Linked DNA regions of Homo sapiens: region 1 is linked to region 2. Evidence: chromatin loops called from intact Hi-C (ENCODE). Cell type or tissue: heart right ventricle. All regions are shown on one strand.

The links. Peaks named below come from ENCODE experiments on the same cell type or tissue, not always from the same donor. Only the 100,000 strongest peaks of a DNase experiment are listed, where the experiment ranks them.
Region 1: it touches region 2 in a loop (14-fold over the local background); 73 of 110 quality-filtered maps call a loop at or near these places.

Annotation. Positions count from the first base shown.
Region 1 is chr10:90,864,720-90,872,719 of GRCh38, forward strand. RPP30 (ribonuclease P/MRP subunit p30) reads left to right here and starts at 7,255. Exons shown (of 11, transcript NM_006413.5): 1 at 7,255-7,349. The coding sequence starts at 7,268. RefSeq lists enhancers at 7,093-7,387, 7,106-7,375, 7,506-7,565. In heart right ventricle, CTCF peaks have their summits at 902 (motif pointing left) and 6,675 (motif pointing left); DNase peaks (open chromatin) are centred at 6,702 and 7,242; H3K4me3 peaks cover 1,613 bases; H3K27ac peaks cover 1,043 bases; H3K27me3 peaks cover 1,127 bases.
Region 2 is chr10:89,793,450-89,801,449 of GRCh38, forward strand. No RefSeq gene overlaps it. Among named protein-coding and RNA genes, the nearest start is that of LINC00865, 32 kb to the right of the region's middle. RefSeq lists a silencer at 450-499. In heart right ventricle, CTCF peaks have their summits at 400 (motif pointing right) and 600; no DNase peak of the experiment used is centred here; H3K27me3 peaks cover 782 bases.

The sequences.
Region 1 (8,000 bases), 1.1 Mb after region 2:
TGCGCAAGAAGGGTCACATTATTTTTCTAAAATAAGTTGTTGACTGACACTAATTGTTCAATAACACATTTAAATGTTTTTTCAAATACTTAAAAATCTAAAAATGATTCTTAGCTTGCGAGGCATACAAAAACAGGTGGCAAACCGGATTTCACCCATGGACCATAGTTTACTAATCTCCAATTTAGACTAATTACTGGCAAGATATTTGTAAAATTCTAGTGTTCCAATATTATCATTTTAAGTTCTCAATACAATGCACTGCTGTTCAAAAACTTCCTTTTGTAATTTTTATTCGCACTAGCAGTAGCAATTGAAAAAGGCAAATTAAGCAATATTATCATCAAGTCTAAAGGTTTAAATCAGAGTGTCTTTTTTGGATCATAGTCTTCGACTTCACAATTTGGTGCTGCAATAAAGGGTTAGTCCATAATTTTCATATCTGAAAACCAGTTTCAGTGCAAAAAATGGGCTAGATCATTCCTACCCAGATGAGTTTCCCAAAGATGTAATTTTGTTATATATGAATAAATCTGCTTATATGATTTTTTTAAGGGGCAGGGGTTATATCATCAACCACAAGAACCAAATCTTTGATTCAGCCATCACTGGTGAGCCAAGATGGATATTTTAACCTTGATGACATTAATAAGTAAATTTCTTTCAGCCGCTCAAAATTGAGTTCTCAACATCCACTGTAGCTATTTGGAGCATGAACTGTGTGGGCCATGGTTAGTGCCTTAGCTATTATTGGTATGGCTTTTAAATTTAGAGCTCAAAGTGGTTTCTTGTTAATGGTACAATAAATTGGCTTAAATTCTGTGTCTTGACAAAATCTTGTTACATCGTGCTTATATTTCATAAGTCTGATGGTAACACTGACCCCTACTGGAGTCCCATCCGTAGCCATGGTTACCAATTCTGAAAAGTGTACTTTAAAATTCTAAAAAAAACAAAAAACAAAAAAAAAAAAACCTCTTCTCCATACACAAAAATAAGCTACTTCCTAATGTGCCTTTTTGAAGCGCCATTTCCAAAAAAAATTTTTAGTCATTTCAAAATACTCTCCAACACAAATAGCTTTTAGGTTTCTATACACTTATCAGCTGCAACGAAAAAATGCCAGAAATAACTTAGGTTTTTTCATATAACTTGTCTTGCAAGCTCTAAGCCATATTTACAACATACTGAGCAGTAAAAGCTACAGATATTACATTTGTAAATGTTAGTTTCTGTTTAGGACTTGTGCTTTCTTTTGCCTCCAATAAACTTTCTTTTTAAACTTGCCTTTGATACAAAGTTTTTGTTGCCTGAGCAATTTTTTTTTCACTTAATATGTAAGCATTTCTAGACAGCATCACTGTGAAAGTTAATTTTATGTTTCAACTTGACTGGGCCATGGGGTGCACAGATATTTGGTCAAACATTATTCTGGGTGTGTCTGTGAGCATGTTTCTGGAGGAGATTGACATTTGAATAGGTAGACTGAGAAAAGCAGATTGCCCTCCCTAATGTGGGTGGGCCTCATCCAATCAGTTGAAGGCCTGAACAGAAAGCTGACTATCCCCTGAGAAAGGGAAGATTCCTTTGCCTGACTGCCTTTGATCTGGAACATCAGCTTTTCCCTGCCTTTGGACTCAAATTGAAATGTCAGCTCTTTCTTGAGCCAGCCTACCTGGAACTACACCATCAGCAATTCTGGTTCTCGGGCCTTTAGACTCAGACCGGAATGACACCATCAGCTGCCCTGGATCTCCAGCTTGCTGACTGCAGATCTTAGGACTTGTCAGCCTCCATAATCACTTGAGCTAATTCCTTAAAATAAATCTCTCTCTCGCTGTCACTCTACACACACACACACAAACACGTTGATTCTTTTTCTCTGGAGAATCCTAATACCATCATTTATTCTATTTGTTTTTCAAAAATCCTGTTGAAATTTCAGTCCTCTTCTTTACATTTAAGTCTATCATCATGCATCTTTTCCCTATACCAGTCATAATTCTTCCTTTGATTTCTTTCATAATGGCTCCTTAAATTGTATTTTTTTTAAAAAATCAGGCACACTTTACATCTTAAAGAGGTAGGACTACTCTTTATTTTCACAATCAAGCATGTTCTTATGCAAATTTTTGTAAATACAAGCCTACATCTGTCTCATTTTCCAATTTTTAATAGAAACATGAGTGTAAAAAAATTTCACTTTCATTTACCTGCACTTCAAAAGAAAACTAATATTGCAAGCAGGGGCAGATTACCCCAGCACAGAAAGTGGACAAATTTTTATGATATCAGGTCAGTAACAAGAGTTTCTGGGGGAAGGTAAGAAGATGAGGAAGGAATCACTGTGAGCTGTGAGCAGCTCCCTGGATTGGTGATGTCCTATGGAGTGCCACTAGAGTTCTAGGTTTAGCAATTAACCCCTCTGGTCTGCTTTATGAGGGCTTCTGGGAAAGGCTGGGCAGATGGTTCACTGCACAAACTTCCAGATATGTGATGAATAGGGCAACTGTAATATCAGCCTGGAGTTAAGGCATCTTCTTTTAGTCTCCCCAAGAGCTCCTATAAGTGTCCCACCATGTGGGACACAGAGGATGGTTCTGTTTCAGTTGCTGGTGTATCACACTAGTGCACCATGTGCACAGTTCAGTGAATTTCTGGCCAGGTGATTAAATAATACATCCAACAGTGCTACAATTCTGTTGATATGGGAACAAAGTCAAACAAGAGGCCATGAGTTCATTTATTCAATCAGTTACTTTTGGCTGAGTACCACCTACTTTGTGCCAGCTCTGGATATACCCTCAACACCCTAGATCTCTGTCTCATGTATGTTCCTCTTCCACTTCCATGTGTCAAAATTTAATTCAAGCATTACTCCCTCAAGGAAACTGCCATTTTTTCCCTTCAGATCTCCCAAACTTCCCTCTCAATCTGGGAGATAAATCTCTGCTTTGTGCTCCCAATACATCTGGCTAAATCATTTTATAATATGGTTTTCTTGCCTGGCTCCCCCTCGGCCTTAAGCTGCAAGAGGACAGGGGTTGGGTGGAGCATTTTTCAGTTCACTCAGGAGGGGTGAATGGAATAAACTTAGGATAAGGCCAAAGACTAATCAAGCACACACCCAAGCCCACACACAGCCCAGAAAAGAGAGCTCTTCTGGGAGGATGAGAAGGGCTCAATGATTGCGTTGGATGTGAAAAACCATCCTCTTTTTCTAGGCTTCCCGCAGAAGAAGAAATGACTCAAGAGCCATCCTATCTGAGCCCAGGACTTCTCCTTGATATAATGGGAATAACAATATCTCTCTCATTGGCTATTGTAAGGATCAAATCAGATAACTGATGTAAAATGCTTATCATAATTATACAGTACTTTTTTTTTTTTTTTGAGACGGAGTTTCACTCTTGTTGCCCAGGCTGGAGTGTAATGGTGCAATCTCTGCTCACTGTAACCTCTGCCTCCCAGGTTCAAGAAATTCTACTGCCTCAGCCTCCCAAGTAGCTAGGATTTTTAAGAGACAGGTCTCATTCTGTCACCCACACCAGGGTGCAGTGGTGCAATCCATAGCTCATTGTATAATAACATGGAACTCCTGGGCTCAAGGGATCCTCCCACCTCAGCCTCCCCAGTAATTCAGACTACAGGTGTGTGCCACCACTTCTGGCTAATTTATTTTTTGTAGAGACAGGGTCTCACTTTGTTGCCCACGCTAGTCGTGAATTGGCTTCAAGTGATTCTCCTGCCTCAGCCTCCCAAAGTGCTGGGATTACAGGTGTGAGCCACTGCTACCAGTCTTAAACAGTACTATTATCTTCCAGTCAGAAATTTCTATGGTCTTCTTCAAGGTGCAGATACTTGTTGCCACAGCCATCCCTTCAGGCCAACTTCTGACCCCTCTTCCCTGTTCATCTCCCCTATTCTGTCTTGTCTTTTTCTTCTCTCCACTTCTCTCTCCCCTCTTCCACTTCTTTCCTTTCCTTCCTTCTCCCTTCCTACTTCTCCTTTCCTCTACTCTCCTTCTCTCCTCTCTGGTCTCCCTTCTCTTCTTTTCTCTTCTTCTCCTCCTCCCTCCCAAACAACTCTAGTCTCTGCTTGCTTTGCTCAGGAAGCAGTACACTAGGCAAGAACTGAAACAAATTGCCTCCATCCACATGTAGTTCTACCACTAATAATGCCTTAGTTTTCTCAGATATAAAAAATGGATATTGATTTTAAAAACAAAATAACAAAAAGTAAAAAACAGTACTTCTGCAAGTCTAGATCTGAAAACAGTAATAAAACAAAAATAAAAAACAGCATTTAACACACAGCTGCTTTGAAAATAAGATACATACATAAGTACTTAGCAAATTCGCTGGCCCTCAGTATAGTGCTAAATACTGATTGTTATCTATTCCTATTCTTTCTTACCTCTTCTCTTCCTCTTCACCCAGGCTTAGGGTGCAGAGAAGAAAAGAAGTTTATATGGTACAGTCCACAGCAAAAGTTCTGTGACTTTCAAAGAAGCCCACTTTAGTCTCATACTAGCATCAGATAATTAAACAGTCTCCTAGCCACAGCAATTAGGCAAGAAAAAGAAATAAAAGACATCCAAATTGGAAAGGAGGAACTCAAATCATTACTGTTTGCAGACAACATGATCTTATACATGGAAAACCCTAAAGGCTCCCCCAAAAAAACTCCACCATTTAAAACTAGCAAGTAAATTCAGTGAAGTTGCAGGATACAAAATTGACATACAAAAAAACAGTAGCATTCTGTATGCTAATAGGGAACTATCTAAAAAGATCAAGAAAACAATTCCATTTACAATAGCTACAAAAAAAGATACCTAGGAATAAACTTAACCAAGAAGGTGAAAGATCTGTACAATAAAAAAAATTAAGGAAATAAAGATGACACAAATAAGTGAAAAGATATCCCATGTTCATGAACTGAAATAATATTGTTGAAGTAGACATACTATCCAGAACGATCTACAGATTCCATGCAATCCCTATGAAAATACCAATGACATTCCTCACAGAAATATTTTTTAAAATCCTGAAGTTTGTGTGGAACCACGAAAGTCCTCAAACAGCAAGAGCAGTCCTGAGCAAAAAGAGCAAAGCTGGAGATATCACAAAGCCTGACTTAAAAATATGCTACAAAGCTATAGTACCCAAAACAGCATGGTACTGGCAGAAAAACAGACACATAGACCAATAATGTAACAGAATAGAGAGACCAAAAATAAATGCATGCACCTATAGCCAACTGATTGGTATTGAGGGAGGGATTGAGGGAGGAGGATGGGGAGAGGTTGGTCAACAGGTACAAAGTTAGATAGGAGGAATAAGTTCTGATGTTGTATTGCACACAAGGTGACTATGGTTAACAGTAAGGTATTGTTTATATATCACGAAACAGCTAGAAGAGTTTTTTTTAATGTTATCACCAAAAATGCATGAGGTGATGAATATGCTAATTACCTTGATTTGTTCATTATACAACATATACATGTATCAGAACATGAAATTGTACCCTATAAATATGTATAATTACAATGTGTCAACTAAAAATGAAAAAATAATTGAACTATCACCTTATTCACCTTCACCACACATTGGTCATATTTCTGACCAATCTAGATTGTTATGGTCATAGGTGATGATGCCTGTGTGACCCTGCAAAATTAACACTAGATATTCTCATGAAAAACAAAGCGTTTGCTTCATATGACCTTATTCTATTTGCAGAAGTAATATTCTCTTCTACTCCCACTTAGGAAATATCAAGTACTGGAAAAGGCAAAATATCTCTTCTTTACAAAAGTTAACCAAGAAGAGAATTGCATGCTACTGCATGGAACAGATCCTTCCTCCCTTCTGAGACCGACAAGAAAATCGCATAAAGGAGTACTAGTTAAGGTGTGGTCCATAGACGAGAGACTATCTGTGAACTGTTTGTGATCAGTAAATAAGAGAAATTGATGGGTGAAGCATGTGGGTGGGCTCCTGTAATCACAGCTAGGAGAGAGGATTGCTTGCGTTAGAGTCCATCCTGGTCAATAACGAGATACTCTCTCTAAAAACAAAACAAAACGAAACGAAAACTCAGCAGGCCACCAACTAGGATACTCCCTAGGTCAAATGACCGAGCCTCTAATTCTGTGATTGTTGTTGCTGTGCGCACGTTAATAAAACAAACAAACAAACAAAAAGTGAAGATGTTTAGAAAGTTTACAGTACTTTGGCATTGTCCTGATAATCCAAGCTCCTGATCAGCAGATTCTATTCAGCCAGGTATAGGGCAGTTCGAGTGTTGTCAAATTTGTGATTCCCATGAGGCCAGGCTGCTTACTGGTAATGCATAAAGGACCACATCCTGGTTCGCGAAGAGTTTGGGGGTAGAGGAAAAGGAGGGAGAAACTGATCCTTCATCACAGGTAGTTTGAGAGCACTGATGTAAACTATAGTCACACTTTTGTAGTATAATTGATTATTATCCTCAATAGATCATTTACACTAAGTCGGAAAAAAGTGGAAACATCAGATATGTGGGATATGCGTCACCTTGTACATTTCTCAGCTGGAAAAGTGTAAAACATCTCAATTTTGCACCTCCCTTTTCAAACATGTCTTTGGCTAAATCAATGTTGGCTCTAACCGCTCGTCCTAGAGCGAGTCCCGCCATCTTGTGGTTGAAGATGTTGACTGCCACAGAGAATAGCGGGCTTTGACATCAACAGTTCTGATTGGGTAAAAAGACCCTCGTCTTGGGGTAGTTCTCTTTTGAAGTCCTAGAGTCCGTCACACACAAACGCCTTCTTCCCGGTAAGTCCATTGTAAACAACGGAATGGACTTTAGGGAAAGGAAAGGAAAACGTGTTCTTTAAGACTCTTTAAATAGCGTTTTCACCCATTAGCAGAATTCTCTGATTCATGAGCAGCACTAAGTAGATACCGTGTGCGTGCATTTTGAATGAATTCATTTCTACACTATTTTATAGGAGTATTGAATAGTTGGGAATTGGAACCCCTCCAGGGGGAACCAAACATTGTCGTTCAGAAGAAGACAAAGAGAGATTGAAATGAAGCTGTTGATTTCAACACACAAATTCTGGTGGTAGATGAAAGCAAAGCAAGTAAGTTTCTCCGAATCCCTAGTCAACTGGAGGTAGAGACGGACTGCGCAGGTTAACTACAGCTCCCAGCATGCCTGAGGGGCGGGCTCAGCGGCTGCGCAGACTGGCGCGCGCGGACGGTCATGGGACTTCAGCATGGCGGTGTTTGCAGATTTGGACCTGCGAGCGGGTTCTGACCTGAAGGCTCTGCGCGGACTTGTGGAGACAGCCGCTCACCGTGAGTTGCCCCGGCTTCGCGCCTGGCCAACCTCATGCCACCCAGACCATCGGGCCACACTCCGGAGTAACTATTTCCTGATGGGTCTCGGTCAGGTCTCCCAGAGTCTCTGGGATGTCCCTGGAGGCTGATGCCCGCCGAGGTGTTGGTCTGATTCCTAGCGCGGGAAACTCGAAGGTTCTGGGGGTTGTTATCTGGTTCAGCTACTTTCCTGCAATGAGGGAACTGAGGCCTAACGAGGGCGAGGGATTTGCATAGGGGCCTACAGCTGATAGGTGACAGAAGCCGGAGCTGGACTCCAAGGGTACAATCTTCTAAGCTTCTAAGTTACTATCAGCCCTTCCTGATTCTCACGACAGTGTCTAAACAAATACTGGAATTTGGGGCACGGACAGGAAGCGCCGTGGAGGCTCGGAGAAGGAGGAGGACGTGGGAGTGTTGGAACAATACTATCTAGACAGAGAGAGGGTAGGTGGGGGCAGAGGACATACACAGCGGAGTGGAGGTGGAGGAGGAGGATAGCATGGCCCAAATCGAAGGGAAGCGAAAGCCTTGAGAGACGAGAACCTGTTTTAACTATTGGAGTTAGTCATGGGTTCTGTATTCCGTAGACTGTAAAGTGTTGGAATAGAGAGATTAAAAAGAATCAAG
Region 2 (8,000 bases):
AATTTGGATTTAGATTTAGATTTCTTACATTGCTAGCCGCTCATTGGTGATTTCTGCTCTGGAAGATGTAAAAGGGCCTTTGGAAGATTATGTAGTTTACCTATATAGATTGCTCTTTTTACTTTATAGCAGTCTTACACAAGGAATTGTCCAATATTCATCACTAATCTGGAGCTTTTTCTAACTCAGTGGTTCTTAATCTTATTTACACAATAAAGTTGCCTACAAGTCTTAAAAAAAATACTAAGCCTGATTCTATCCTACACCCTCTGACTCAGTTGGTCTGGGGAGGGGGTAGGTATTAGATTATTTACAAGCACCTCTCTGATCCTAATGTGCCTCCAGGCTTCAGAGCGTCCGCTAACTGCTAACATTGTGAGGTTATGATTGTCCACCAGATGGAGACAAAGCACTTCTCAATGAAAAAGACCCTGGACAAAACCCATTCTCTGGCCTTACATATGCAACTCCAATTTATGTAATATACTAAACAGGGCAAAAATGTGGAAAGATAGGTAAAATTGTCTTTGGTACTGTTGCTTGCCAACCAAATAAATTCTTGCCACCACTGGGGAAGATTCCAGGAACTAATTAAAAAATAACACATGGCCAAAAATATATTTTTTCATCCAGTTACCTGAATTAGCATGTACAAATATTTTCAAACCTTTTCCTAGTTTACTTTGATAAAATAGACCATATAAATGAGAAGTGTAATATTGTTCATATATTATAGAGTGGAAAATTTTGAAATAAGATCACTCCAAGAATTATGCAAATGGAAATCAACGTCAGCACAAGTAAATTAGCGTAAGATGTGTTGCTCACAGGATTTTAGGAAATCTGCAGATGCAATAATGTGGTTTTGATTTTTTCTGAAGTCTGAAGTACTTGATTGGCAACTCCCACTTTCATTTCTTTCATCTCATTTGTCTAGCTCTGTCATAGAAGCTGTAAAACTACAAACTCCGTCTCTCTGTTCCCTTGTAGGGAGAGATGGTCAATGAGATGTAAGTGAAATCACTAAGGAGGACTTCCCTTCCTGAATAAAATGACAATACCTCAGTACAAGAAATGTCTTTTTCCCTTGTCCCTCCACTCCCGACCTCTTGCTACTATCTTCCCGGAGACATGAAACTTAGAAGTGGAGCAGCCACCACTGTCCATGGGATGACAAGTGTGAGGACAAAAGCCAGTGTAACAAAGAAGGGCAGAATGGACAGGTGAGAGCAGCCTGGGTCCCTCTTTTATGGCAACTCTGAGCAGTTGCTATGCTGACGGGGGACTGCCTATGTTTGCACTTGCTATGAGGGGAAAAGCAACTGTTGATCAGGCTTCCTATTGTTCTCAGATAAATTTTATTCCTAACTGATCCATCACTGAGAAGTTACTATATTGGCATATAGACCATAAATATATTTATAATGTTGACTTTAGACATTATCCTTTCTAAAGAAGCCCTGTGGGCTTTAGACAAAGCTAAGACTTTAGAAGTTTAAGCTTCTTTGTTGTTATTTCTAAAAAGCATGTATTAAGTGCCTAAATTGTCAATACCAGGCAATCTGCCAAGTGTTCATGCCCTAACAACATTTCCTGAGCCAAAGGCACAGTTTGACATAACACCTGATTATGGGGTGAATATTTTCAACAGAATTGTGCTAGAAAATCCAGGCTGTCTGTTGTTCTACTTGACGCAGGCTGTGATTTCTTCAGGGTAGGCACCAGGTCAGAGCAAATACATCACTAGAAACAATAAATGAAATAGCAACAGACAACAAGGTGTTTGCATTATGACAGGCCAAATTTGATCTAAAGGGTAAACAACAAACAAAGGTATCTAATTGGAAAAAGAACTGAGAAAGGGTAAGAGTTTCACATTTTGAAAAGCAGGTTGGTAATTTGTTATTTGATGGTGAGGATATTCAGGAATGTTGCCATTCTGTGGTTCACAGCAGGAGAATTTCATGGAAGAGGATTTCCATGAGCTCACAGGCTGTTTAAAGAACTGGAGAGAACTGAATTGGCAAATGGGGGAAAATATTAGGTTGGTGCAAAAGTAATTGCAGTTTTTGCCTTTACTTGCAATATGTTATAGGCACGTGATTCTGCCTTGGAAGGTCATAAAGACAAAAGGTTGGCCTTCCCTGGAGCAAAACATAGAAATATGTCCCCTGGGGCCGTGTCATATGCCAGTCCTGTAAGCAGCATGGGGGACAGTGATGGTCTACTTAGGTAAGGCAAAAGTGATTGACTGAGAAGTAGAAGGAAGTAAATCTCATTAAATGTTGAATTTCACTGGGGTCTGTTTCTGACACACTTCTTACTTTTATGCATTTAACTATGTGCTGGATAACTTTCAGATTTTTATTTCTAAACTGTCTTAGTCTGTTTATGTTGCTGTAGAGGAATATCTGAGACTGGGTCATTTATAAAGGAAAGAGCTTTACTTGGCTTATGGTTCTTCAGGCTGTACAAGAAGCATAGTACCTGCATCTACTTCTGGTAAGGGCTTCAGGCTGCTTCCAACCAAGGCAGAAGGTGAAGGGGAGCTTCTGTGTGCAGAGATAACATGGTGAAAAAGGAAGCGAGAGAGAGAGTGGGGAGGTGCCAGACTCTTTTTAACAACCAGCTCTGGCAGGAACTAATAGAGCTAGCACTAGAACTCACTCATTACTGTGAGGACAGGCTGCAAGACATTATTGAGGGATCTGCCCATGACCCAAACACCTCCCATTAATGGCCTCTCCTCCAACATTGGGGATCAAATTTCAACATGAAGTTTGGAGAAGTCAAATATCCAAACCATAGCACAAACCTAATCTTCCAAATTTTCCAGCGTTCTCTCCCTGGATTTTTGCAGTTACTTCTAATTCACCGTATCTGCAAATAAACTCATTAAAGTGTCTTTTCTTCCTGTACATTATGTTTCTCATTCTGTATTTTTGACAACTATTTATTGAGTGCCTACACTGTGCCACTCAGTGTGCTAGGGCTGGGGATACAAGGGTGAGCAAGACCAGACCACACCCTCTTTCCTTTACTCCAACCTCCATCCTTTTCCATACTGCTTCCAGGCAGCTTTATCCAAAACTCATGTCTCAATTTTTTTTTTTTGAAATGGAGTCTCACTCTTCAACTCTTCGTCACCTAGGCTGGAGTGCAGTGGTGCGATCTCGGCTTACTGCAACTTCTGCCTACCGAGTTCAAGCGATCGTCCCACCTCAGCCTCCCCAGTAGCTGGGATTATAAGCGTGTGCCACCATGTCCAGCTAATTTCTGTATTCTTAGTAGAGACAGGGTTGGCCAGGCTGGCCTTGAACTCCTGACCTCAAGTCATCCACCTACCTCGGCCTCCCAAAATGCTGGGATTACAGGCATGAGCCACCGCTTCTGGCCATGTCTCAAATTTTTATATCCAAACTATCTTAGTGCATTTGCATTGCCATAAGGGAATATCTGAGACTGGGTAATTTAATAAAGAAAAGAACCATTTCACTTTCCTGGCTAAAGCTTTTCTAGTGATTTAGTGTTTTATGTTGTAAAGTTACTCTAGATTTTTAGCTTAGTTGTCGTTTTCTTCTTCCTCTTGAACTTTACATTTGAGCAACATCAACCTATTCATAGTTTCTTGAGCACGCTATGGCATTTCATGATTCTGAGCCTTTGATCATTCTGTACGGTCCCTGTAGATCCACTTTCTTCTTTCATCTTTGTTTAACTCCCACTTTACTTCTGTCTCACATGCCTTTTCTGTGCTCATAGTGGTTCTTATTTACCCCATTATAGCACTCAGCACATGTGGAGGAAAAGTTAAATATTAAATTTGAACTCAATTGAACGTGGACACAAACAGTAGTCACCAAGTCCTGGAACAGGTTGTGTGAGCCCCTTGAGGCATTCATTCAGCACTGTTTCAGAGAAATCTCTATTTCAATCTATTCCTATATGTTAGTTATCGAAAAACAACAAACAATCGCAAAAACAAGTTGACCTTTTTGTGCTCCTTGAGCCAAGTCGTGAAGGGCCCTCATGACTGGGCCTCATGCCAAACAACTCATTACAAAAAGAGCTAGGGTCCCAGACCATGCTGAATCTTCATGAGACCTCTCCTCGTCTGTGCATGGATGGGTGGCTGACTCTGGAGCCCAGGCTGTTGCTTCCCAGTCTGGTGATGATTCCTCCATAGTCTGGTGAATGTGTATCTATATGTTTTCCCTTCTCCCTTTCCCATTGCAATTAGCTTATTATATCAATTTGCTTATTATATCATTTGCTTATTGTATCTGCATTGCCATTTATGTGGGATAAAGGTTGTTTACCCTCAAAGGTATTGTGTGTGTGCCTTTTCTTTTCTCTTCACGCGTCTCCTGCACAGAATAGCACATTACACTATATTTGTATATTTCACATTTGACTCCTTTTCTGAATGAGTGCACATTAAGGAGGGAGACCTTTATGTCCAGCACTATGCTTGGCAAATGGAATTTGTAATGAAGCCCATTATTGAATGGAATTGGAAGTGAAGAGATAGTTTACTTGGAAAGGAAAGTATTTTGATGCCTATGACAAGAAAGCAATGGATGATTTAAAGTTTGATTGTCCAGTTGGCACCAAAAGTTAACAGCACAAATGTTACAACTTCCTTAAACAGACATACATTCACATCAGCGCACATCCACCTGATCCACTAAATTGTGAACATGTGCAGAGTATTATATTTAAGGTAACACTGATCAGTTATACCTTCCAATTTCAAAAGGAAATCACTCATTTTGCCCTAACGTGTGGTCAGGATTATTGTGGTAATGGCTGTTTGATCCTGAGTCAGTCCATGATAGCACACCTGAGAGTATGATTTATGGGCTGAGTTTTTACAGTTCAAACTGAGAGTGAGAAATAGTCTCTTGATAGCAATACACTGAAAGCATAGATGCTACAACAGCTTCTAAGATGGAGTGTTTATGGACCCAGGTGTTTGGACAGTGGGATAAGTGCAGCTGTATTTGAGACATACCTATATGAAACATTTTTTGTTGTTTATCTGAAATTCAAATTTAATTGGACATCTGGTGTTTTATCTGGCAAGTCTACATAAAATTGACTTGAAAAAACATATCCCAAATTAGGGGCTGCTTGATGTGCTAGGAATAAATACTGTTTTTTATACAGAAAAACTTTTTTAGTTACAGCTATGCATCTCTCTTAGCTGCTATCTCTTTATGAAGTGAGAGTTTCAGATTCGATCATTTTTAGATTTTGCTCAGCTTCACAAGCTTTGAGCAAATAAAATTTTACTAGAAAGACCAATATATAAAACAGATAAGAGCTGAGTTACTTATTAAAGTTGAGTATAGGTCCTTCCCCACCCCAACGTCGAATAATGGAGCACGACCTAAAAACTCCTAGATTTCATGATTTCTAAAATTCCTTCTACTTGTAACAGTCTGTGAGTCCAAATGAACTCATTTCATAGGGAGAAATAATCTAGTTTGTGGTTAGTCATAGCCTGTTCTTTCCTATTTATAGTTGAAAAGGCTAGAGAGAGAAGGAAAGAAAAGTATTATTACCAATGAAGGTGGCATTTAGGAAGGATAAAATGGACTTATTAACTATCTTCATTTATTCAACAGACATTTGTTGAGCAGTCTCTAAAGACAAGGTAATATACTATGTACTTTGAAGGGAGAATATTAATAGCAATTTTTAGAATGACCTCTTAATTTAGTTGGTGAGCTAAAATTTGTGCACAGGTAATTGTATCTGCTATTTTGTGAGGTTTACTATGTACTGGGTATTTTACTGCTTACAATGTTATAAAATATTTGCCTGAACATTGGTCCCACTCACAGTTCCTGTTCCTTTGCATTTGTTCTCATTGAAGCCTTACTTCCTTTCAGATTTTTTTTCCTAAAACTTACAAGGAAAGAATTCCTCTACATCTCATTTTTATCTCTGAATCTGTCTTGGTGATATAGGACATTTCTCTTTATTAGAAGCCCTGTCTTTGTTCAACTTTAGGATGATGAAGTCATAACAAGTTTTTCTCAAATATGCATTACTGAGACTCAATCTCCTCCAACAGTGTGATGTGTCCTCAGGTTGGCAGTCCAAGAGGTAATTTTAAACATCACTCTTATTTTCACCCATTCACATGCTGAGGCTGTTACCAGGCCTGCCATTTCTTGCTCTGCAGGAGTCCCCATATTTTCTCCTTTCTTCTTTTTCTGCCATGCCTAATTTCTCATCTAAGTTCTGGTTGTTTAACACCTACCTTATTGCTATTTTCTTTTATCCTTCCCTTTAATATTTTACATGACTCAGCATAAGTTCTCCTTAGGAACCCCTAGACTCATAGCAAAGCTGTTTGAACCCACTGCTTTGTCTTCGTGTTCCTGCCACTGACAATTCTGAGGTGCACGTTTGAACAAATATCAACATTTTGACACAGCTTTAAAAGATCAGTTATTTTTCATTCTCTTTTGGTTTTTAAAAAACATTTTTCTGAAGATGTCAGACAGATGATGGCATAGGAAGCTGAACCGCACATTCCTCCACAGAAACACTGATAAAAGAATGATGTTGATACAAAAATACCTTGAAGAAATTCAGAACCCAACTAAAAAGCAGAAGCACTCGACAGGAGCATAAACAGAGAGCAGTAACATTTATCTGGTTAAGAAGAGCAATTTCACGTTACCCACATCAGTTACTTCTGCAAACTGCCTTAGCTAAACACTGAGAAGATACCTCAGCCCAAGATTTCTCCTGTGGGGCAGGGGATTTGTTTGGAGGGTGAGCCTGGCTGTTTGGCCTTCTGGCCTCTCAGAGCACCCTCTATAAGGCCAGTTTTCATTTTGCATCAGAGTAAGCACTGGATGATCTCTAGAGCCTGGTTCCCTGAGAGAGTGAGCCCTTTACACCTGATACTGCTCTTTAAGATTAGGAATAGGCACAGAACTGATATTTTTCCTCCACAAAGGAGGGAAGGAAGTGAAGGGGGTCTATCTGCAGCATCTTAGGTTGCCCTCTATGGAGCTGGTTTCCATCTCTTCATAGCAAATCCTGAATGTGACAGATCTCAGCCTCCTGGGACAATTAGTAACTAAGAAAAGGGGCTGGCATCTCTTAAAGCCAGAACTATTCTGGTTATTGGGAAAAACCATAAACGAGGCTTTTCCTTTAGGTGGGAGGGAAGGGAGTGAAGAGACCCTTGCTTTAGTCTTGCAATGCACTCCCTCAGTGGTCAGTCACCATGTTGCTTCAAATTAAGCACTGAACTGGTAAAGCTCTCGCCCGATCAAAATTTGTCCATAAAGACTGAGAGAAGTATCTGCTTCTTCAAATATTTAGACAACAATGCAAACCTATAAGAAATGTGAAGAATCAGGAAAATATGACAATCAAAGGAACAAAGTGAATCTCTAGTAACCAATCCAAAAGAAATGGAGATCTGTGAATTACATGATAAAGAATTCAAAAATACTCATCTTACAGAAGGTCAGTGAGTTACAAGAGAACACAGATAAACTACTAAATGAAATCAGGAAAACAAGTAATAAACAAAAGAAGAAGTTCAAGAGAAAAGATAGAAACAATGCAAAGAACCAAACAGAAATTCTGCAGCTGAAGACAATGACTGAACTAAAAATTCACTAGTGAGATTCAAAAGCAGACTTGATCAAGCAGAAGAAATAATCAGTGAACAAGACAGGTCATTTTAAATTATCCAGTCAGAGGAGCAAAAAGAAAAAGAGTGAAGAAAGCCAAAGAGACTTATGGGATACCATCAGGTGAACCAATATGAGTATTAAGAGAGTCCTAGAGGGTGAAGAGAGAAAGGGGAAAAAAACCTGTCCAAAGGAATAATGGCTGAAAATCCTGAATTTTATTGTATATATGTGTATACATATGTATATAAAAATACACACACATGGCCGGGCACAGTGGCTCACGCCTGTAATCCCAGCACCTTGGGAGGCCGAGGTGGGCAGATCACGAGG